3 separate regions of the Mus musculus genome follow, and regions 2 and 3 are each linked to region 1. The links are chromatin loops, found by intact Hi-C in ENCODE. Cell type or tissue: left cerebral cortex. All regions are shown on one strand.

Region 1 (8,000 bases):
GATGCTGAACTGGAGGTCTACCTTCTGTTTTGTATTGTTAATTCATCTAATTAGGAATTCAAGTGCATTTGTTATCCTCTTAATTATAATGATAAGACCTGTGGGTAGAGATGGTGTCTACAGCAGCTGGAATGTTTGAAACCCAATCCCTGGTGGTGTTTGGAGGTCTTAGAAGGCTTGAGGGCAGAGTCCTGGATGGGACTGGTGCCTTTATAAAAGACTTCAGAGAGTTGCCTTCCTCCATATGCCTGGTGAGAGATAGTGAGAAACTGGCTGCTTAAATACCAGGAAGCAGGCTCTCATCAGACACGCAGTCCATAGACACTTAGTCTCTGCAACTGTGAAAAATCAACTTCTGTTGTTTTAAACCACCCAGTCCTGGATAACATCTTGTTATAACAGCTAGGATGGACCGAGGCATGCCTGGGGCTATGTCAAATGTGGTGAGGAAACTAGGAACAAGCTCTTTTAATACTTAACATAGGTAGCAAATTAAAGCTTCAGCCCCCCCATCAGACAAACACACCCCCCCCCCAACAACAATGACAAAGCAGGTTCAACATAAACACTGTATTTATTGGCTCCCTTGCTTTTCCCCTGTTCCATCCCGTCTTCAACTTGTGAAAGACTAGCTTTAATTTGGCTACATGGTAATAATTCTATGACTTAGGAAACTAAAGGGTGATTCATTGTTCAGGACATTGTCTGATGACAGCACCCATTAAGCATACATTAATCTCTCCAAAGACGGTTCAGTCTCAGCATCAGCTTAAATAGGGCAGAATAAAGAATTTTAGAAACTGCTCAGTAAGGAGACACTTGCTATTCTAGTTTGGAAAAAGCAAATCCTAGTTTAGTAGGTTCTATTTCTTATTATTAGAATAAAATATATGCTTTTGTGAAACAGTAGAAGGGAAATTGTGACCACTGTAGGTGTTGACATATGCTGGTGAAATAACAATTTTTGGATGTGAGAATCTGTGAATCTAAGCAGAGATAAAACATTTTACAGGCAGCTTGAGGGGCAGGAGAGTTGTTCTTTCATTGAAACCCGATGAAATCTGAGTGTGGCCCTGCACACACGGAATCCCAGTTCTAGGGACGCTGAGGCACAAGGAATGTGAGTTTGGAGCCAGCCTGGGATAGATGAATTGTAAGATCTTGTCTTTGTTTCTTTTCATATTGCTGTGATATAATACCATGGCAAAAGTCATTTACAGGAGAAAGAGTGTATTCTCATGGCTCATGGGTACAGACTGTCATGGCAGAGAAGACAAGGTGGTGGGAGCATGAAGCAACTGTCACATCATTGACAGTCAGGAAGCAGAGAGGGATGAATGCTTGCAGCTCCCCGGCTCCTTTCTCTAGTTCAATAGTCCAAGGTCCCAGCCAGGGGAATGGCACCACCCACAGTGGATGGATCTTCCATCTCAATCAATGCAATCAAGTCAGGAGGCTCCCAGACAATTCTAGATTCTACCAAGTTCATAACACAGTCCTTGTCTTAAAAAATAAAAAAAAATTTGAGTGGGCTGAGATATTTTCCTTCCCAGTGTTTAGCAATATGGAGTCTCATGCATCTCAGGCTGACCTTGAACTTGCTGTGTTCTGGAGAATTACCTTGATACTGTCTCCACTTCCCAAATGCTATGATGAGGCACTGTGGGCAACCATACCTGGTTTTATGGGGTGCTGAGAATTTAACCCTGGGCTTCATGAATACAAGACAGGCACTCTTCCAGCTGGGCAACATCCCCAATCCTCTCATAGTTTCTATTCCTGCAGAAGTCACATGTGCCTGGCACTGCACTAAGTCTTTTAGAACATGTATTTTTTAAGCTTTACAATTTCTTAAGGATATTAGGGATAATGACAAATGAGGAAGCTGAGGCTATAACCAGTCATCCAGATCAGGCCCCACTACCCTAACAAACAATTCCAAATACCCTATTATTTTAAAATATTACTGACTTAAGTTTTGGCCCCGCTGTCATCCCATCGTGAGCCTGCCTCAAGTTATCCTCTCTCTGGAACATAGGCCGGTGCAGTTGCCACGGGATACAATAAGGAAGCATGAAAACTCCACCCTGGTTCCTACATACCACCCAGGACGGACACATTGCACTTTTTACCTTCTGCTGACCAAAGGCCATCAAACATGCAGTCCAAGTTTAATAGGGATATAGAATGTAAGTCCTACTATGTGCTTGGATGGGGAGAAGAGGCATTTCTATGTATCCTTCTGTCATAAGGCTTAAAGAAGTAAAACAAGTCGGCCAAGCTTAGGCCTTTCTCTCCTCAGTCCCCAGCCTGTGTTTTTATCCACCATGATGTCCTGACACAGCAAAATTAGAACTCTTGCACTGTCTATCATTGTTGAAATAGTAAAGCCATCAACGTGGGGATAAAGTAAAAAGGGTGACCAGATGGTGATGTCTTGTTTTTGTTTTGTAACATTAAAAAATATATACACACACACACACACACACACACACACACACACACACACACACACAGACATATATACATCATTAGCTAGCCTGTGGTGGCACAGGCCTTTAGTCCCAGTATTCAGGAGGCAGAGGCACACAGATCTCTGAGTTCAAGTCAGCCTGTTCTATAGAGTGAGTTCCAGGATAGCCAGGGCTACACAGTGAAACCCTGCCTCACACTTGGGAGTCTGAGGCACATAGTCTGTTTCTCGAAACAGACAAGCAAAAACACCCCAAAATCTTGTGGGTAGAGGCACAGCTCAGTGGTAGAAAGATTGCCTAGCATGTGCAAGGCCCTGTTTTTGACTCTCCGTACTGCCGGGGGAGTTGTGTGTGTATGGGGGGGGGGGGGTTGTCCTTATTTAGATACACAGATGTCTCATTAGAAAGAAGGGAATTTGAACTCGAGCGCTAAATTCACTGCATCTCAGTTAAATAGTGTCCACATACAACCGTTTGAGAGTGCTAGGCTTGGTAGGAGCTGAACCTGCTAAAGAATAATCTTAACCCCTAAGAACCTGAGAATCAAGCTCTGACTCTGAGACCTGGGAGACAGTTCGGAGTGGTAAAGGTCTTGCCATAAGTGTGAGTTTGGATCCCAGCAACCATGTAAAAGCTGGGTGAGAAGGATGGCCCACGTGTAACTCAGGGAAGCAGAGATGGAGACACGAACCTCACGACAAGCTGGCTAGCTAGCTGACGTGTCAGCTCCAGGCTCAGTGAGAGTCCCTGCTTCAGGGAATAAAGTAGACAGCAAAGGAGGAAGACACTGGATATCAACCTCTGGTTTATGCACACATGCGCCTGTGCATTTGCCTCACATAAGCATACACGAATACATACATGCACCCCACACATACATATATATATACACAGAGCTCTGAGCTTTGGATTTCGGCTCTTCTCATGAACCTTGGTAGCTATTGAAAATGCCAGACCTAATCACATATGTGCTACTGTATTAAAAATCCCGTGACTTTCTCCTGGAAAGATTTAAAATAAAGGAGTGAGCTGGAGTTCACAGACTGAATTCAGGTTTCCACTAGAGCTCTCTTCTGGTTCTCTGGCCCCCTCGAGTGCAAAGTCCAGTCTAAAGACTACGCAATCCTGACTCTGCCCCCTGCTGGTAAATGTGGGGTAAGACAACTTGTCCCAGTCAATTCCGTGGCAAGCGAGGAATAAGTAAATACCCAGGAAGAGCAGAGCGCTGCAAGGCTCTGCCCCTTTGGGGATATTTGGAGCTACTGCGCCCTGAGTGCGGCAGCCCGGCCTCCTGTTTTGGCATCACATCCCTTCCACACACCTCGGTTATCTCAAGTCTCACAGTCTTGTCACCTCCCTTGTTATCTTGAGATTACCAGTTATTTTGGTGTCAACAGCAGAGGAGAGGATCCAAAAATAAAGGAAGCCCAGAGTATTAAATATAAACCACTCCTTAAAACAGGGGCATGTTTCTATAGCATCTACTAACGAATTAGTCCAGAATTCATGGACTTCATGCGTAAAGAGTTCTCCATAGGGGCACCCATCTTCCCCTGAACCTTTGCAAACTCCAGAGGGTTTTTTGTCATATCTCTGCACCTCCGGCTTGGCAAGTCACTCCCCAGGATGCCATATCACCATGGAAAAGCCTTCCACAGAGGACAACGCCGTTGCTTTCTGGGTTGAGATTGCGCAGCTATAGATCTGCTTAGGTTTCCTCCAGTCTTTTGCCAGAGAAGGAACGATCTAACCCCGCTGAAGTTTGCCAGGGCATTTTGTAGACCCTAATATTTAGTGAACCGTTGACTAAGCCCCAGGGTCTTGTTATGTAGCCCAGGCTGGCCCTGATCTTGTGAGCCTCCTACTTCATCCTCTGGAATTCTAGTTGTACACCACCTTTAAAGTTGTGCAGCTTAACCTTTTATTTTATGTATAATTTAGACCTTTTTTTTTTTTTTTTTTTAAGGTGTCCGCTAGACTCTGACAGCAAGGGGTGATTTGAGGGTTCACTGCCCAGAATTACAAATGTCATTTGCTGTCCAGGGATTCTGTTTTTAGGAGTGCAGTCAATTATAAAATACTCAGCTCTCCAACAGAGAACGGTCCTCACTCCCCTCTGTGCCAAGCTCGCCAGTCTGCCCTAGGATGCAACCTTACTGAGCGTTATAAAGACAACACACAGGTTCAGAAGAGATCTCTCCAAGGGGCGCAAGTCTGTCCATATCCACATCAAGATCTGGTGTGGAGATCATTGTTAATGACTTTAAGCTAACTTATCCCAAAGGGATACGTTTATTTAGGGCAGCTGCCTGGTGCCTTCCTTATTAAAAAAAGAAAAGGAAAATTCTGCAAATTTCTTAAATATTAAGGTAATATTTCCACATTATCGGACTAACTTACACTTAAGAACAAACTACCAAGTTTGAAAAATATAGTAGTTTCTCTTTAAAAGCATTATGACAGGAATTTCTCCTCTGGTAAAAATGAATAATTATTTGTGCTTTATTGCCATAGAAATAATATTTCCTGCCAAGGGTGGTTTAACTTCAATTTTTGGATCAATGGAATTATTAGTGTTTTTTTTTTGCATCTATCTATCTATCTATCTATCTATCTATCTATCTATCTATCTATCTATCTATCTACCTACCTATCTTTACGATATGAGAGACATTCTGTTGCATTGTCTTCCAGTTTCATGTGAGTTTTATGTGTTCTGTCTTTCAGCACAACCAATTTCTGCCCCGTACTAATTGTCCAGACTGCAGTAAGGACTTTGTAATTGATGGAAAGGTTTCTCTAGCCAATTCTTTCCATTACTTGAGGAATTGGCTGGGGATGAAGCCCAGGGGTAGAACACTCACTCACCTAGCATACACAAAACTTTGGGCTTGGTTCCCAGAACAACAACAACAACAACAACAACAACAACACACACACACACACACACACCTTTATATTCATTTCCTTAGTGTCAAAGATTCCTCTTCAGTGACTCCCACACTTTGTTTCCTCAGAAGTAGCTTATTTCTCCTCCTCCTCCTCCTCCTCCTCCTCCTCCTCCTCCTCCTCCTCCTCCTCCTCCTTCTTTTTAGATTTATTTATTTATTGTATGTAAGTACACTGTAGTTGTCTTCAGGCACTCCCGAAGAGGGAGTCAGATCTCATTACGAATGGTTGTGAGCCACCATGTGGTTGCTGGGGTTTGAACTCAGGACCTTCAGAAGAGCAGTCAGTGCTTTTAACCACTGAGCAATCTCTCCAGCCCGTAGCTTACTTCTTATCTCTATTTTGATTACAAGTACCACCCTAAAAATAGGCACCTGGACTCTCCCTTCCCTTCCTAGTCACCACATTTTTCCCGGGACAGGGAAGTGAACCCTCTATCACATTTGCATATTACAAATGCATAATGTTTACTGAAGGCACAATGACACAGCACACGGCTACTCCCCTCCATCCGTATTGCACTCTTCCACTTCCTCACATTATGATAGGTCAGACTGTGCTTCAAAAATTTTGTTCGTGGAGGTGAGGATGTAGATCAGTGGTTGAACACTTGCTTAGCATGCACAAAGTTCCTTGTTTCTACCACTGCAAAGCTAAACCAAAGCAAGATTTTCTCATAAGCATCAGACCGCTGATAGCCATTACCTAATGCTGAGCTAAAGGTAGGACACAATTTCCCTGGGCCCATGCAGATGATGGTGGTTGCCGGTACATTGGCCTTTGATTAACAAGAAATGTTTAACCACAACAGCACCAAGTTAGAAGCAGCCCAAGTGTCCACCTACATGAAAATAGATAAATGAGACAGTTTTATAAATGGAATGTCATTCAGTAATAAAATGGAATACATTACTGATTCATATAGATTATAAATAAATCTCAAAAATCTCCCGCGTGAAAGATTCCCTAGTTCATTTACACACAGCTCTATGGGAATAGAAATCAGAGTCAGGGTTGAAATAGTTCTTGGGAAGGGATAGGGGAACTTTTCCTGGATAAGGAAGCAGGTTGTGTCTTTCCTGAGGTATTGGTTACATAGTTGCCCAGTGGCTTTCCCCCCTCTTCCTTCTGGGGGGGGGGGGGACGACACACATACTGGACCAGTGCTATTCCACTTGGCTGTACCCCAGGCATTGGGGGTTTCCCCTAACGCTATAGACTCCTTCAGTCTGAACCTGCATTCTCTTCATATGTCCTGTCCCTTTCAGCTTCTACCCAGCAGGACTTCCTCTGAGGCTTTCTGCAATTGTAAACCGGAGCAGAAGCTGGACCGAATGGGCCCTTACCTGGTCTGAGGGTGCACAGCATACAGTGTCGCGAGGTATGGGCTTTGATCTTCCCCTCAGAGGACTGGGAGTCCACACCAAAACAAAAGAGGAAATGTGCGTCTTCCCTTGCGGGAGGAGAACCTGGTGCTCTGAACCGCACCCTCCCTTCTAAACACTTCTTGCTGCCTTCTGGAAACAACCTGAAGCCAGGAGGTGCGATTCCTTAAAATTATCATTTTGAATAGGTAAAACTCCGGTGGAAAGGGCTCTGCTGGCTTTGGCTGGTTTTGAACAGGGAGAGGCCATGGAAGTCCAGTGAGAACAGTTTCCGACTTGCAATTGCCCAAACTGTGGGAAAATGAGGTTAGGCTGTCTTAAGCCACCAGGGTTAAGGTAGTGTTTTCCATTAGAAAATGAGAACACTATCTGTGGCCAGTGCACTCTTGCAAGTTGGGAGGTGAAGCAAGGAAATAATAAAATATCCCTAAATCCCACAACTAGAGATAATGATCACCAATTACTTGGTGACTGTTTCTTGGTATCTGTCCGTCTGTCTGTCTATATCTATCCACCCATCCATTCATCCGTCTATTTTTGGTATGAGGCCTTGGGGGTTCATGACATATTTGTTGAGAGCTCTACTGAACCATAGTCTCAGCTCTGTGCTAGGTATTTTGCTTGCTTCGCTTTTGTTTTATGCATGCACACATATGAAAAAGTTTGCACATATACACACACTCAACCCATGTGTTTGGATTCAAAAGTACATACTGCTTTGGAACTTATATTTTTTACTTTCCCCACTCAAAAATGCATTATAGACACCTCCCCCCGCCCCCCCCCCCCTTGGTCTTTCCTAGGGTTAAACAGCTTTCCCTTTAACAGTTAAGCTGAGGTTTGAGAAGTGAGGGCACTGAACACTTGGTGGCAGTATTGAGACAAAAATTTTGGAAAATAACCGAAAGCCTCCGGGGACTTTGTTCAGCTGAATCGTGGCATTACCTTGCTGATATTTAATAACCGGAGAAAGAACATGTGTATTATTAGGGCTGTATGTCTCCAGCGGCTCCCGGTTTCCCCAGATCAGGCTGTACCGTTCCCTCCCAAGACGGAGAGATTAGATAAGATTGTATTTATGTTTGCTTCCATATCCGGTAGTGAGACTGAATTTGTGCTCTTAGGAAGCTGCTTGCCATCTCCTTCGCCCTCTTCCCCTGATAGATATCACATCAGACACAGAGGAGCTGGG
Region 2 (8,000 bases), 160 kb before region 1:
AAAAACAAGTGATTGTGGAAGACAGTAAAAATAAGGAGAAAAAAAAATCACACAAAAAAGAGAGAAACAGCAGAGAATGAGAAGTAATACCAGACAAGAGGATGAAGCTTATCAACAAGAATCTGGTTTGGCAATCAGGATATCCCTACTGTTCAGGCTCTTACATCCGACAGCTTCAAGGTAACTGAATGGGCCAATTAAGGGAAAAGAGGGCTACAAAGGGCCCACGGGCAAAGTCTTACAGGCTTATACAAGAGACACAAGAGATACAAGCCTTCTTATAGTTACATAGGGGAAAAGAAAAGAGCAGCAGGAGGGAGACATGCCACCAAGTCCAGAAGGACACTGCAGGCTCAACAAAACAGGTGGAGGGCAACCTGAAAAAGAGCTGTGGTAATATGGGGAAATCAGAAAGACCCATGGTAGTGGCCAAGGGAAATAAATGAACACTGCTGGTTAGTGTTAGGAACTAAGAGGAGTGAAAACATTTGAACAATTGCTGTTTGGAGTAGAAGAACCAACTGAAACTGAAGAGAATGAGCACTCTGGGCTCAGATGACAACTACAAAAGAAAAAGAACAGGCAGAATTAAGTATCAAGTAATCCAAAGTAGGAGATGAAACGGGGCTGTGATGAAATGTTCTACAGCTAGACTGTGTAAGGAAAACAGGGATAGGTCCCACATGAAACGGAGTCAGAAGATTCAACCAGTTGCAAACTGTATTGTCAAATATGCACTACATACTCAAAAAATTGCCAAAATCCAATTGACAGTTCACTTGATCTAACCAGAAAACATGATCCCAAATAAAATAAAATGCCAATATAAAAGCAGATCTTATTGCATCAGATTCTTAGAAATTTCATAAAGTTTCTAATCTTATTTTCTCAAATGTACTAGTAGTTATTTCTCTGAATTCTGTCAACTATAAAAACAAAACAACCTAACCCCAAACAAATGAGACAAAACAAAAAAACCACCTTTCTGGAAGTCACAAGCAAGCTGAGATTTTCCCCCTGAAGGGGCTCGGGCTCATTATTCAGCATGTGTCAGGTACAGCTGGTAGATCTGGGACTGACTCACACTACTCTTGTCTGACCGATGGACATGCTAATTCTCTCTTTGGTAAAATCTACTTGCATAAGTCCAAGGCATTTCTCAAATAAGCCAATATACTAGTCCAACAAAAAATATGCTAATTTGGCCACTCCCCAGTAAGCTCTATAGCTACTCAAGGTAGTAACAGCCCTGAATTTAATAATCCCATATATTAAATCATAGACAGACCCTGGCTGGTCCTCACATATTCCAAAGACAAACTTCAGTCTCCCCATTTTATGATTAGTACTTTTCAAAATATGAGTATTTGGAATCCCTCTCCCCAAAAGTTCCAACAACTAAAATAGGTAAATGTTTGACAATGTAGAGATAACAGAATCAAATGTCTGTTTATTATGTCCTTCATATTACAACAGTACTAGCTATAGAAAATCAGACTATCAGCCAGGCCTTGTGGGGAACACCCAGAATCCTCTCTTAAGTTCAAGAGCAGCCTGGTCTACACAGTGAGTACCAAGATCAGGTAAAGCTACAAAGATCTTTTTGAAAATTCCTATTTCTGGCATCTGACTTCACTCAGTTGGTTACTGGTCTTTCCAGTATATTGTCATGAAGTTACAGTACTTCTTTTTCTCTCTTGCTTTGAGTCAGGCTCTAATGACAGCCCTGACTGGCCTGGATTCAGAGATCAGCCTGCCTCAGCTTCAAAAATGTTGGGACTAGGGCTGGTGAGATGGCTCAGTGGTTAAGAGCACTAACTGCTCTTCCTAGGTCCTGAGATCAAATCCCAGCAACCACATGGTGGCTCACAACCATCTGTACAGCTACAGTGTACTCATATACTTAAATAAATCTTAAAAAAAAAAAAAAAAGAGCGTTGGGACTAAAGGTATGTGCTACCATATTGGAATGCAGAGCTTTAAAAATCATCCTAGTTATCTTTACTCCTAGCTGGGTCAGGTAGGCCTTTTCATTCCCCTCAGCCTCAGTGTAGACAATGGATTTCTGTGACTTCAAGGCCAGCTAGGTTACACAGCAAGTTCTGGCAAGACGGGTCCAATGAGACCCTTTTTTAGGGGGGAGGGAGCATTATCTATTATTATCTATTATTATTATTATTAATTCACACAGCCTGCGAACATAGTGTTTATGTCCCCTCAGGTAATCACTAGTCCCATATTTCAGTTAGTAAGTTCAGGTCAGAATTCTTACTAAAAAACACAAACTCGCCTCAATTGTCTTCCTCAATCCTCATTTTTTTAGAGATGATTCTACATAACCTGCTCGCCCTGGGACTCTCCTGGCATTTACAACTTTTCAATGCTTTCTTTAAATGAAAACTTTTCTACACCCTAAAAGGATGGACAGCAGCACTTGATCGGGTGCCATCGATGTCCTATAAGGGAGGTCAGGATTGGGAGACAGTTCCTCAAGGGACAGAGAAAAGGTGGAAATAGACGGCCAGGCGTGAGAGAACTGGTGGGAAGGTGTGACATTCAGAGAAGGGAGGAAAGAGGTGAAGTGGCAGGCAGGCACTGCTGTCTAACTCACAGTTCCTGCAGAGTGCGAACAGAAATTAAGGAATGGGGTTGGGGGAGCATGGGGGGACCAGCCATTGAAACCTGCTAGGCAGCATTTTGCTGGGATTTTTTTCCCCTATTATGTCTTTGACACTCCATTCAGAAGGGACGGGCCCCAAGAGTCACAATGATGGGTTGGTGCGGCCCAGCGACACTGCTCTCGCTCCCAGCCGGGGTTGGTCCCTTGAAAGCATCGCTGCGAGTCGGTGAGCCGGCGGGAGGAACCCACCAGGTCCTCTGGACCCCCGAGGCCAGGGCCCGGCGTCGGGGTGCTCGGGCAACAGCCACCCCGGCTCATTCCGGTGGACAACCCCGAACCGCTCTCCTCATACACATCTTGCCGCTCCCACGGAGCCCGGTCCTTCCCCGGGAGCCGAGCGCATCGATGGCCGGGCAAAAGCCCGGCTGCAGCCGGGGGGACTTACCTTTAACAGATTAGACGTCGCCATGTTCTCAACTTGGACTCTCGCGAGACGGGGCGAGACTTGGCGGCGCTCGGGGCCAGGCCTCCTCGAGAGGCCGGGGTTCCCAGCAGGACCCCGCAGGCCGCGGCGGGGGATGCGGGGGACGCCGGAGCGGCGTGCCGTCAGCGCCGAGCTCGTCCCGGGCAGCCGTGCTTCCTCGGGCTTTCCAGCTACATGGTCACCCCGGCCTGCCCACGCGAGAGAGCGCATGCAAACGCTTGAGGAGACGCGAGCGGCGAATGGTGGGAAGGGACCGGGAGCCGACCAGACCGGGAAGAGGTAGTAGCCACTTCCTCGGGCCTCCCCAGCTCGCCTTCGCTTCTGCCGCTGGGCTTGCACCCGCTTGGGCCGCCGGCAACGACTTTATCTCGGCTTAGGGCCCGCACCTCAGGGTCCGTGGCGGCGTCACGTGACGCGGCGGGCGGGGGCGTGCTCGGGAGCAACCCAGGCGACAGCAAGCCACTGGGTCCCGAGGCCCGCGCGGAGGGTGCGAGCGCGCCCTCTGCTGGCTGGAGCCGGCGCAGCCCTCACGCGCTCGCCCCAGATCGGAATGGCTATTCAGAGCTCAGGATTAGATTAGCCTGGAAGGCTTCTTACTGCTGTCCTCAGGAAATGCTGACTGAGAGAAGGCGCCCAGTCAATTAATAAATGATGCACAAACGTACTGTTATTCCTATAAACAAAAAAAAAAACCCTGCTTGTTCAAGAAGTGATTGTTAATCTTGGGTTCCTTAAGACATATCCTAGAGCACCCTATAGTATTTTCTCCAAATTGCATCGCTTCTGATCACGAATCTCTGATCAAGGGAAGAGAATGTAATTTATACAGGGATCTCTCAGGTTAGCTGTTATTTAATGCATTATGCAAGTTCCTAATACTACCCTTTGGGGGTTTTAGTTGCTTGGTTGGTTGGTTGGATTGGTTTTTGACAGTTTCTCTATGTAGCCCTGGCTGTACTGAAACGCCATCTGTAGACCAGGCTGGTCTTGAACTCGGAGAGTGGAGGTAGGTGCCTCTGCCTCCCAAGTGTTGGGATTAAAGGTGTGGGAAACCACCACCTGGTATCAAATTTGTTTCTTTGAAACTCATCTCTCACTGTCCAACAATTTTAGTCTCAGTACTCAAAGCAGAGGCAAGAGGATCTCCGTAAGATTGGGGACAGCCTGGTCTACAGAGCAAGTTTCAGAACAGCTAGGTCAAAAAACCCAAGAAAACAAAAGTTTCTCAAACGTTGCTAGTGCATTCTTTATATTAATATAACCTGGGGTGCTACTTAGAAAAGCAGACTTTCAGGCTCCACTCTGAAGGATTTTATTTCATATATTATGCCTGAAAACTCCTTTTGCCCCAAGCATTCCAGGTAGCTATGTTTAAAGAAGACTTTCTATGTATTCTTGGATGGCCAGGAATTCTGTATGTAGACCAAGTTGACCTAGAACTCTAGAGTTCTGCCTGCCTCTGCCTCCAGAGTGACTGGTGGGATTATAGGTATACGCCTCCCTCGGAAAAGGCCAAGAGTTCTTTATATCTGCTTCGTGCTGGGTGTGGTGGAGCATGCCTTTAATCCTAGCACACTCTTAAGTTCCAGGCCAATTAGAGCTATAAAGTGAGACCCCTATCTAAACAATATAGCACTTAAAGTGAGTTAAGATTTGCTACTTTAGGACTGAAGAGATAGCTCAGTGGTTAAGAGCACTGACTGCTCTTCCATAGGTCCTCAGTTCAATTCCCAGCAACCACATGGTGGCTCACAACCATCTGTAATGGGATCCAATGCCCTCTTCTGGTGTGTCTGAAGACGGCTACAGCGTACCCATATGCATAAAATAAATAAATCTTAAAAAAAAAATCTGCTACTTCACAATGGGCCTTAGTTATCTTGTTTGTGAAATTAGTATTAAAACATCTATAGCATAGTGCTATGGCAAAAATTAAATGTAAAGGCTAGAGAGATGGCCCAGTATACTCACATACATTAAAAATAAAATAAAATAAAAAGGGTATCATAGTCCATTAAAAAAATAAAAATGACAAAACCGGGTGTGGTGCCGCTCGCCTTTAATCCCAGCACTTGGGAGGCAGAGGCAGGTGGATTTCTGAGTTCAAGGCCAGCCAGGGCTACACAGAGAAACCCTGCCTCAAAAAACACAAAACAAACAAACAAACAAGACATGATTCTATTCATTTTTGGTTTTGTTCTGTTGTTTTTCACAACAGAAAGATTTCTCTGTGTAGCTCTGACTCTCCTGGAACTCGCTCTTTAAACAGGATGGCCTTGAACTCGGAGATCTGCCTGCCTCTGTCTCCTGAGTGCTGGGATTAGAGTTTGCCACCACCTCAGCTGATTCCATACATTTTAATAGATTAATTACTGAATGCTGGAATTTATCACTCATGGCAGAAACCTTAAGTATTAATTAAACATTGTGAAAAGAACAGTGAAGAAGAAAAAAAAAGCCAAGGATGCAAAAATAGAAGGGAGAATAGTCCAGAGAGATGACTCGGGTAAAAAAATATACCGGCTGTCTGGAAAGATCCAGTTCTGTGGGGGATCTAATGCTTCCGGCCTCCGAGGGACTCTGTACTCACATACATATACACAGAGAGATACACATACACACAACACACATGTAAGTATGTTAATTTTGACATGCCATGACTAGCTCAAAGATTGGGCACTCCTAAACTTTCCCCTGCTAGTAAACACTCCCGTCTGGTACTCCTGAGACTCCTAAACCTTCCCATGCTTCCCGGGTAGCCAGTGGCCACTTACCCAACTTCTTGTACGAACAAGGCAAAGCTGTTTGGCCTTGCTCTCTTGCTGTTCTTATATCCAGTCCTTCCTCTCTTCCTCTAGTCTGGTTATCTAGCCCTTGCAATTCTCCAGGTCCTGCCCTCTCTCCATTGGCCCAGCCATTGTAAGGCAAGTCTTTATTACCAATCAGAGCCAGCTGGGGGCAGACTTTCTTTACAAACGGAGAACACCAGCCAATACAGTTTCTAAGCTTTGAACTTTAACCTCGGCATCTTGAGTCTCATTAGCCTCCATCCTCCTTTTAGGAAGAAATGTTTCAATCAAGGAGTAGCCACACAACCTGCCACCCCTCCCTTTGGCTTATATTCTTTCCATCCTTACTTCTATGATGCTTTCTGAGCTTATTGGGAGGCACGGGTGGTAATTGTAGGTACCCAGTTATTTTTTTCCATGGGAAGCTGAACACCGGGCCACTCTGCCACAGCCACAGTTAATTCTCAGGAGGTTAGCTAAGTGGTTAACGAGTCTCTGCAGTACACTGCAGGAAAGGAAATCCCTCCACGACAAACTAGGCTGACAGCTGCAGTAATTATGTGTATAATCACAAATGTTTAAAAGGCAATTTACAGCTGGGCGTGGTGGCGCACGCCTTTAATCCCAGCACTTGGGAGGCGGAGGCAGGCGGATTTCTGAGTTGGAGGCCAGCCTGGTCTACAAAGTGAGTTCCAGGACAGCCAGGGCTATAGAGAGAAACCCTGTCTTGAAAACAAACCAAAAAAAAAAAAGGCAATTTACTAGGCACATCATACTCATTTAACAGTGCAGTAGCAGTTGCTTCTCCACTGAGGCCTAAGACCTTCCCAGCCACTGGCATTTTGTCCTTTGTTACAGCACTGTGTGTAAATTTTCTTTGTGGAACAGACTAGAAGCTCAATCCTAAAATTAGTTGTTTACATTCCCAACAGTCATGCCACTGTGCACCAAGGAATGCATATCATTTCTCAGTGTAACATTAAGATCCTTATTAAGGACTGGGCAGTGGTAGCACACACTTTTAATCCCAGCACTTGGGAGACAGAGGCAAGGTTCGAGGAGAACCTGGTCTACAGGGAGAGTTCTGTGGACGTGGGCTGTAGCAAAGGCATATCTGCTATCCACATGGATGTTAATTTTCTTGCTGGCTCCAAGTTCCAAGGCCTTGGTGAGGGCAATTAGCTCCACTTTCTGTGTCCATGTGCCATGGGATAGAGGTGCAGGGGAATGGGTGGAGGTAGAGGTTCTGCCCAGATGACTTTTGTGCCATCCACCACAGCAGTACCTGCTTGTCTCTGACCTTCATGGAGAAAATTGCTCCCATCTATAAACCAGGTAGCCTCAGCTTTCAGCAGGCATCAGTTTGAGAGGTCTCTCCTTTTGGACCAGCAGGGAGTGTATGTGGGCCCCCATTTTGGAGATTATGTCCCAACAGAGTGTAGGGACGGTCTGGGGCAACCCTAAAAGAATGGGATACCCGGCCCATCCCTAGGTCCACTGTTCTTCGGGTAGTCCATGAATATATTTTGGTGCCAGTGGCTCCTTGTACCCAAGCTCTCTTCTTGGAAATGGCCATCAGCTTGGAGGACCAAGTGTTGAGCCCTGTGTCCACCAAGGATTGAGTGGGTTTCCTCTCTACTCCCAGAGTTACCCTGGGTTTTTTGAGAGGGGGTCCAAGCCCTGTCTCCCCTAATCACTGTCTTTATCCAGGGCTAAGACCTTTGCCTTTTGGGGGTGCTTTTCCCAAGGCCTGGGACTTCCTGCTCCCAGCTTCTGTTTGTTAGCGCACTCTTGAGCCCAGCAGCCTCTCTCTTTGCAGTATGTGCACTGGTCATTTTTAAGGGATTTTCTGTCTCTCTCTGGTTGGAGTCTCTCTTCTCTGTTTTCCCTAACTACTGTAGCCCAGACTTTCTGTAGATTCCTACCCTGTCACTTTTCTTTCTTTCTCTTTCTCTGCTCCTTCTCTTTCTGTTACCCTGTAATGGTAAACTTTCTCAGCAACCTACACTAAATTCCTCAATGGCTTATCCTGTCTTTCTAGCCTCTGAATATTTTTCCTGATATCTCTACTAGCCTGGTCTATAAAAGCCACTGTCACAGTAGCTTT
Region 3 (8,000 bases), 120 kb before region 1:
GAGTGTATCTGCATCCTGTAAATGTTACTGTATCCTGTAAAAAGGATACACTGGGAAGGGCGAGTGCAGAAGTGGCTCACTGGGTAAACTGCTTCCTTTGCAAGCAAGAGGATCTAAATTTGGGTCCACAGCACCCATGTTTAAAAAAAAAAAAAAAAAAAAGGCGGGCACAGCAGCATGCATTGAGGAAGTGGAGGCAGGAGGAGACCTGGAGTTCAATGACCCTTATAGCCTTTTGCTAAATTAACTAGTCAGCTAACTCATTAGTAGGTTTGCTATTGCTTTCCATCTTAAAAAAGAAAAAAGAGCTGCTTCTTCTTTATACTCCTTGGTAAACAGTTATTCCTGATTGCATGTTTTGAAAGAGCCCAAGTAAATTGGATAATTTAATAAATAATAATAATAATAATAATAATAAAACAAAACACATCTCTTTGCTGCAATCTTAGCAGCTTTCTTCTTCCTGTGCTCCTGTGCTAGGATCAAACCTAGAGCCTTGGGAATGGTAAAGAAAAAGTTTGCCATTGAGCCACAGCTTTAGTCCTTAGTATTTTGAGACGAAGTCTTGCGAGGTAGCCTATGCTGGCTTCAAACTTACAGTCCTGCCTCTGCCTCCCAGATGTTTAGATCACCGCTATGCCCGGCTTCTTAGATACTTTATTTAGTTTATTTATATTTATTTTATTTTATTTTTGAGACAGGGTTTCTCTGTGTAGCCCTGGCTATCCTGGAACTCATTCTGTAGACCAGGTTGGTCTCAAACTCAGAAATCCGCCTGTTTCTGCCTCCCAAGTGCTGGGATTAAAGGCATGTGCCACCACTGCTCAGCTTCTTAGATGCTTTGATATGGGGCTTTAAAGGAATGTTAAAGTGATAGAGATTTCTGACACATTTGATTATTCAGTCATCCTTTGAAAAGGATCACTAGGGATCAAGCACACCTTGAGAGGACTGAGGGAAGAAGGTGAGGGAAGAAGGCATCACTCCTGGAGTATTATTATTAGTGCCTATAACTGTATTGTCCCAAAAGGTCAAACAATATGAAAAAAAAATGGCCAAATTTGGCTTGAAATTCACAAGTTTCATGATGCATGTGTGGATTCAATATTGCTACTATGCGTTTTTCACCCTGTAAATTAGACCACTTTCTGCTACTGTGACAGGATATCTGAGACTGGATACAGTATAAAGAAAAACAGTTCATCTAGCAGCATGACACTGGGTTTTGTGAGGTCAACCTCTGCTGCATCCCATCATGGTAGGTGATATCCTCCTGGCTGCATGTTTGAGAGGAAGACATCACATAGCAAGACAAGATGCCAGAAAGCTGGAAGGGGCTGGACTCACTCTGTTGAAAGAACTTATTTTCATGAAACTATTTGAGGCTCCATGAGAAATTACTTTTTAAAACTTTCTATCCTACATTTTTCTTTTAAAATTTTATTTCATGAATTTATTTATGGGGAAAGGCACCTCATTATCCACATTGAGGTCAGAGGACAACTTGTAACAAGAGCCGATGTTCTCTTTATACCATGTGGGTCCCAGGAACCAAACACAGGTTGTCAGGTTTGTATCTTTATCCATGGAGCCATCTTGCAGACCCTTCCATGAGAAATGACTTGATCCCTCCCAAGGATGGTGTAGCCAATGACCCAATAGTTTTACTCTATAGACCCCTATATTTTGAGTCCCAACACCTCTTCCCAATTACACTGGTGAATTTGGTTGAGACTGGTAGTGTCAACACATGAATGATAAACATTAGTACTTTATAGTACATAAATGTACTTTATGGAAACAAAATCAAAATTTGTATTCTTTTACTTAATACTTTTCCATATTTTAGCACTCTCTGTATACTTATTAACACTGTATTGCCTTGGTGTGATGGTGCACACCTTTAATGCAAGCCCTGGGGAGCAAAGGCAGCTGGCTGGCTGAGTTCAAGGCCAGCCTGCTCTATAATGAGTTCCTAGAGCTACAAAGAGGGCTGGGGGGGGGGGAGAATAAAAACAATAACAGTAAACAAACAAAATAACAAATAACAAAACAAACAGAAACCAAATACTGCATTAAACACATTTTTTTCTTTTACTGATCAATTTTCCCCAATATATTAGAAATTATAAAAGGTGGTGATGGCTAGTTCCCCTGTAACATTCATAATTCTAAACTCCCCTTTCCCACTTCCTAGACATAGAACAGCCCTTTTTTTCTATTGAACTAGGGTTCTTCATGGAAACCTAAGTATTGCATCAAATCAAATCAAATCAAATCAATACTCCGATTTTATTCTTCTATTTTTCTTAGAAAGAGTCTCACTATGTAGCATTTGGTTGGCCTGCAACTCTCTGTGTAGACAAGACTGGCCTGTAAGTCAGAGACTTGTTTGCCTCTGCTTCCAAAGTGCTGGGACTAAAGGATTGCATCACCATGCCCAGTAATGTTCTCTTTTGAGACCAAGTCTGGTTGTGTAGCCTGGGCTGGCCTTGAACTTATGAACTTCCTACTTCAATCTCTGAATGATAGGCAAGTATCACAATGCCCACCTGATCTTGTTCCTTCTTTGTTATGCTGGTAGTTAAAACCCACCAGAATGCTAATTTAAATACTATAAAGTAAAACTAATGGTGATAATTATCTGATAATCACTTCATTGTTCTGTAATATATTTCAAACTATCTCATAAGCTCCCTAAGGTAAGTTCCTTTTTTCTTTATGTCTAATCACCAGTAAACCTAATATAATATTTCCCACAAATTCCTCAGGTTACGACTGTAATGACAGACATATATCTTCAAGTACCCTTGAAGGAGATCCACGATTCAAAGCAAATGTCTTCGTTTTCTAGAAGCCATGGGATGACTTAACATCAGTTGTTCTGAATACCGTTTTATGGTGAGGCATTCTGCTAAATGCTAGAAAGGCAACTACTGTAGGTAGCTACTGAAATATGTATTTATATGAATATATCATTGGTAAAGAGCCAAACTAAGCAAAGTATGACTCATCATAAATGTTCTCTAACTGTCCTTGCATTATTGGGTGGTTTTAATAATGTATACATAAAATGAATTGCTATTTAGATTCTTCTCAAAGCCATTACAAAACCCTCAATTAGCAAAGGTTTACATTCTAGCAAATTAATTATCCTTCACCTTCCTGTCGATAGGGTGAGGAATTACTTTTAAGTAAATAGACAGAGGAAGATTTTACTATCTTTAAAGGGTAAAGCAAACGCTCTTAGTAAATGCTTTTTCTCCCCCTCCGGACCTTGAAATATCGCCAAGATCATCTCTGATTAAGATCACAAATGGAAGACTCAGTAAAGGATTTCACGAGTGATTGAACCGGAAGAAGTCTTAGAAATCATAAAAATGTCTTCATTTTACAGATGGAGCACAAGTTTTAAAGAAAAAACCAAAACTGCTTCAATCAAAGGAGGCCAACTGAAAAGGAAACGACAATGTCTTCATGGAATTCTAAACAGTCCATGACCTTTAGCACCGCTCTGGAAGCTGGCCTTACCATGCATCACATCCCTTGTTATCTCTGTGTACCCGAGGAATCATTGTCAGACCCAGGAATGGAAATAAAAAAACAAACAAACAAACAAAACCACCAGGCTGGCCTTGAACTCAGAAATCCACCTGCCTCAGCCTCCCGAGTGCTGGGATTAAAGGCGTCTGCCACCACACCCGGCTCACTTTTTTTTTTTTTTTTTTTTTGAGACCACAGAGATATCTGCCTGTCTCTGCCTCCCGAGTGATGGGATTAAAGGCTTGTCCTATCACACTCTGACTAGAAGCCAAACTTCTGAATGTTGAACACTTTACACATGTAGGCTGAACTCTCTTGGAATGGATGCTGGCTGAATGAGGGCAAGCCACATTTGTTAAGTTCCTTAACGGAGTTCTTTATTTCACAAGCAAAAGTACTTGTTGAGAGATATAAAAATGCTTGCCTACAAGAGTTCCAATTGATCATGTGATTTTTAAAAAAAGATTTATTTTTTTTATTATATGTAAATACACTGTAGCCATCTTTAGACACACCAGAAGAGGGCATCAGATCTCATTAGGGATGGTTGTGAGCCACCATGTGGTTGCTGGGATTTGAACTCAGGACCTTCAGAATGAAGAACAGTCAGTGCGCTCTAAGCCATCTCTACCTACTAAGCCATCTCATCAGCCCCGATCATATGATTTTTAAAGAAACAATTCCCTACATTATCAGCTTTCTTACTTTGCTCTAGAACAAAGTACTCTTCGATCTCAAAAACTGGAAATACGCTTTAAATGTGATTTAATCTCAACTATCCAAGGAATTCAGTTTCATTTACTTTTTTTCTGTAAGGCCAGTCGACTTTATACAATCTTTCAGGTTCCCCAGTAAACAACCAGAATGAGACTATTTACTTGAGACTGACTCTCTCCCCATTTAGAAAAGTGCTTTCTTCTGTTGTCACATACAGAATGTTACGAATCCATCAGTGAAATAAAGGAAGGGTTGCAGACAACCCTCAGTATTATCTTTTTCACACCAAAGCGTCAAAGGTGACAAACTTTTAAAGGAAACTTCACCCTATAAATGCAAACACACACCCTTAGTTGTCTCAGTGACTCCGATGTTGCATTTAGTTGTTTTCCAAGACCTACTCCCGAGGGTCATGGCCCAGAATTTTCTGATGACCACACTCGGTGCTTTCAGATGTTTAAACCATTACCGCATGCATCTCTCTGTGAACCGTTCCGAGGGCTGGAACCCCGTCTGGAATTCTGCTTGCTGAGAACTAAAGATTTTTCACAGACCTGGGAACCCCACTTGGCATATTTCCCGGGCCTGAAAGAGGCTTGGTCAAGGCTTGGAGGAGGTGCTAGGAGGAGGGTGGCTGAGGCAGGGTGTGTGTGAACGGCGAGCGAAGTCGAGTTTGGGGAGAAGGCAGCGGTGGAGCCAAAGGGACCCAAACGGCCAAGAGGAGCAGACAGAGCTGGGAAAGACCGGCGACCCTGATTCGGACAGGAAAGGAGACAGAAAGGGGGCGCAGGAAATCCGCACTAAAGAAAGAAGAAACTGCGGAGGAGGAAGTCGCCCCTGGAAGGGGAGGGGCGAAGGGGAAGCGAGCACCGAGCGCTAGCACTTTCGAGAGCCTGTGGCGGGTGCCTCCCTACCTGAAGCGCTCCTGCCCCGCCGTGTCCCAGAGCTGCAGCTTGATCCTCTTGCCCGGCTCAATCTCCAGCAGGCGCGAGAAGAAGTCCACGCCGACTGTGGGGTCGCAGGCGGGGGAGTGCAGCCCTGGGAAGCGGCCCTGGGTGAAGCGGTGCAGAAGGCACGACTTGCCCACCGTGGAGTCTCCGATCACAATAAGGCGGAACTGATAGATCCAAATAGTCTCCATCGCCTACGTGCCCCGTGCGCTCAGGAGCAAGTTCTGCCTAAGGAACTGTCCCTTCAGCACCTACGCGGCGCGCGCCCGCCCGCTTCCAGCATCTTCCTGCGGCTGCGGCCGCCGCCTGGTAGCCGCCCTCTGGGGAAGGAGGGGCGGGGCCGCGGGCAGGGGGCGTGGACTTGGTCTGATTGGGGTGGGGCTTGAGAGTGAGGGCGGGGCCACGAGTTTGGAAGGGACCGTAGGTAGGGGTGTGATCGTGAGTTGGGGGCGGGAACCTAACTTGCAGAGCAGCTGCGTCGGGCAGGGGGCCGGGCCCCAGCTGTAAGGGGAGGGAACTGACGTTGTAGAGGCGGGTCATTGGTCGTGCGGGGGCGGGGCCTCTAACTAGAGGGGCGCGGCGAGAGCGTCGGCTGAGGGGATAGGGAAGTAGCAGAACTCTAGACGACCTTAGCGTATTCTAGTGCAGATCTTGCTGGAAATGGACAAGGAATGGGTGTGGCGAAAGGATGTGACAGCAATAGCAACCAATGAAAATGTACTCAAGGGCTAAACTCCAGAAAGGTCAGCCAATGGGAAGTGAGAGTCATTTTCTCTCACGCATCTGCGAAGGCTCTCTTCAGACTAAGACCCTAGTTTTGAAAGTCAGTCAGGCTTCTGTATGTGGATTCGTGGTGTCCGGGTTCTCAGAAGATTCCAGTTGACAGTTTCCTCTGAAGAAAACAAATTTGCAGAACTAGTTCTGATAGTTTCTGTTAAGGATTGCCTGTTGCTGTTTGCCACAGCGTTTTCAGGATGGTTCTAGCCCTATGCTCGTTGGGGCCCTTCAGCCTGGGAAAAACTTAAAATGTTGAGAAGCTCATACGAGTCATCATTATTCTCGGTCTATAGCTGCCCTCTGCTTGCGTATGACCAAAGACCTAATAAACGAAGCGTAATTTAAATGTTGGTGAGACCTTACTGTGTTCTCTTCTGGACTGGGATGTAGCCCCCAGGTGGTAGAGTTGCCTAGCAACATGAAACCCTGGGTTTAGTCCCCAACTCCGCATAAAACAAATATGGTGGCCCACGGTTATTATTCCACCACATGGGGCTCGAGGATCAGAAGTTTAAGATTATATCCTGTAACTCTCTGTGTCAGCTACACAGAGGACAGAGGCAGATGGATTTCTCAGTTCAAGACCAGCCTGGTCTACAGAGTGAGTTCCAGGACAGCTAGGACTGTGCAAATTTCTTGCCAACCATTTCATTCTTTTCTTGCAACATCTAACTATCACACTCATCCTTAATTCCTTTCTTTGTTTTGGAGGAAGAAGCGTGACTTTCAGAGAACTCTTCTTTCCTCTGCCATGCATCTTTAGGCCCCTGTCTGCAATTAGTCAATCTTTATTTTATGTGGTATGTATCTTGTCTCCCTTCTACAATTGTTCTTCCTTCCTTCCTTCCTTCCTTCCTTCCTTCCTTCCTTCCTTCCTTCCTACTTTCCTTCCTTCCTTCCTTCCCCCTCTTTCTTCCTCCCTCCTTCCTGTTTATTTATTTATTATTTTTGTTTTGTTGAGACAGGGTTTTTTATGTACCCCTGGCTATCCTAGAACTAGTGTTGTCAACCAGATTGGTCTCGAACTCACAAAGATCCGCCTGCCTCTGCATCCCTAGCGCTGGGCTTAAAAGAGTGCACCACCACCACCACCACCACCTGGCTCTACTATTAGTTTCTACTCCTCTGCCTACAACCATATTTGAGTGTTCTCAGTCCTAAAGCTAATTAATCAGAACCCCCTCGGTGATGTTTCTTTGCTTCCACCATCTTGTTCCTTTTCACGTATTCAAAAGAGCCCTCCTCCCTCATTTCTTGTCCACAAGACTATCTTTAACAAACCTTCATACACTTTCTATGCCGCAGACTCTCATGAAACAATTGTTTCAGATAACTGTGCATGAGACCCCCTAATTATCAGATTCAACCTACCTGTTCTCATCATTCTCACCTCTGACCTCTCAGGACCCCTCCGTTTAAGGGTAACCAAGTGACGGTTCTATCCTCTGAGACAGAGGAGTGGCATTTTTGGGTAAAGATAATTTCTTTCTGTGAGAGCATGGCAACCTTTTTGTCTGTTTTTCTTTTTCTCCTCCTCCTCCTCTTCTTCCTCTACCTCCTCCTCCTCGTCTTCCACCTTTTCATCTTCCTCCTTCTTTTCCTCCTCTTCTTTTTTTTTAAGATTTATTTATTTATTATATGTAAGTACACTGTAGCTGTCTTCAGACACTCCAGAAGAGGGAATCAGATCTCGTTACAGATGGTTGTGAGCCACTATGTGGTTGCTGGGATTTGAACTCTGGATCTTCGGAAGAGGCAGTCGGGTGCTCTTACCCACTGAGCCATCTTACCAGCCCCATTCCTCCTCTTCTTGAATATGAGTGTTTTGAATGCATTATGTCTGAGCACCATTTGGGGGCTTGATGCAGGCAGATGCCCAGAAGGGAGCATCAGATTTACAACAGGATGTGGACTAACATATAGGTGCTGGGTATTGAAGCTGGGTACCCAGGAGATGGGGCCAGTGCTCTGATTTACTTCTCAGCTGCATGCCTTTCACTCTTCTTTCTTTTT

The links. A loop is a pair of places that touch in the nucleus more often than their neighbours do. Peaks named below come from ENCODE experiments on the same cell type or tissue, not always from the same donor. Only the 100,000 strongest peaks of a DNase experiment are listed, where the experiment ranks them.
Region 2: it touches region 1 in a loop (3-fold over the local background); 5 of 42 quality-filtered maps call a loop at or near these places.
Region 3: a loop joins it to region 1, with 2.0 times the contacts of the local background. A loop is called at or near these places in 2 of 42 quality-filtered maps.

Annotation. Positions count from the first base shown.
Region 1 is chr9:53,821,841-53,829,840 of GRCm38, forward strand. No RefSeq gene overlaps it. Among named protein-coding and RNA genes, the nearest start is that of Sln, 24 kb to the right of the region's middle. In left cerebral cortex, CTCF peaks have their summits at 3,632 (motif pointing left) and 7,679 (motif pointing right); DNase peaks (open chromatin) are centred at 2,877, 3,116, 3,634 and 7,704; H3K4me3 peaks cover 346 bases; H3K27ac peaks cover 315 bases.
Region 2 is chr9:53,663,973-53,671,972 of GRCm38, forward strand. It overlaps Cul5 (cullin 5), which reads right to left and starts at 3,535. Exons shown (of 19, transcript NM_027807.4): 1 at 3,066-3,535. The coding sequence starts at 3,089. It overlaps Gm16124 (predicted gene 16124), which reads left to right and starts at 3,121. Exons shown (of 2, transcript NR_166653.1): 1 at 3,121-3,383. In left cerebral cortex, CTCF peaks have their summits at 3,610 (motif pointing left) and 6,040 (motif pointing right); DNase peaks (open chromatin) are centred at 3,177, 3,516 and 6,040; H3K4me3 peaks cover 2,069 bases; H3K27ac peaks cover 1,568 bases.
Region 3 is chr9:53,700,715-53,708,714 of GRCm38, forward strand. Rab39 (RAB39, member RAS oncogene family) reads right to left here and starts at 5,518. Exons shown (of 2, transcript NM_175562.3): 1 at 5,175-5,518. The coding sequence starts at 5,401. In left cerebral cortex, a CTCF peak has its summit at 4,026 (motif pointing right); DNase peaks (open chromatin) are centred at 5,005 and 5,670; H3K4me3 peaks cover 1,667 bases.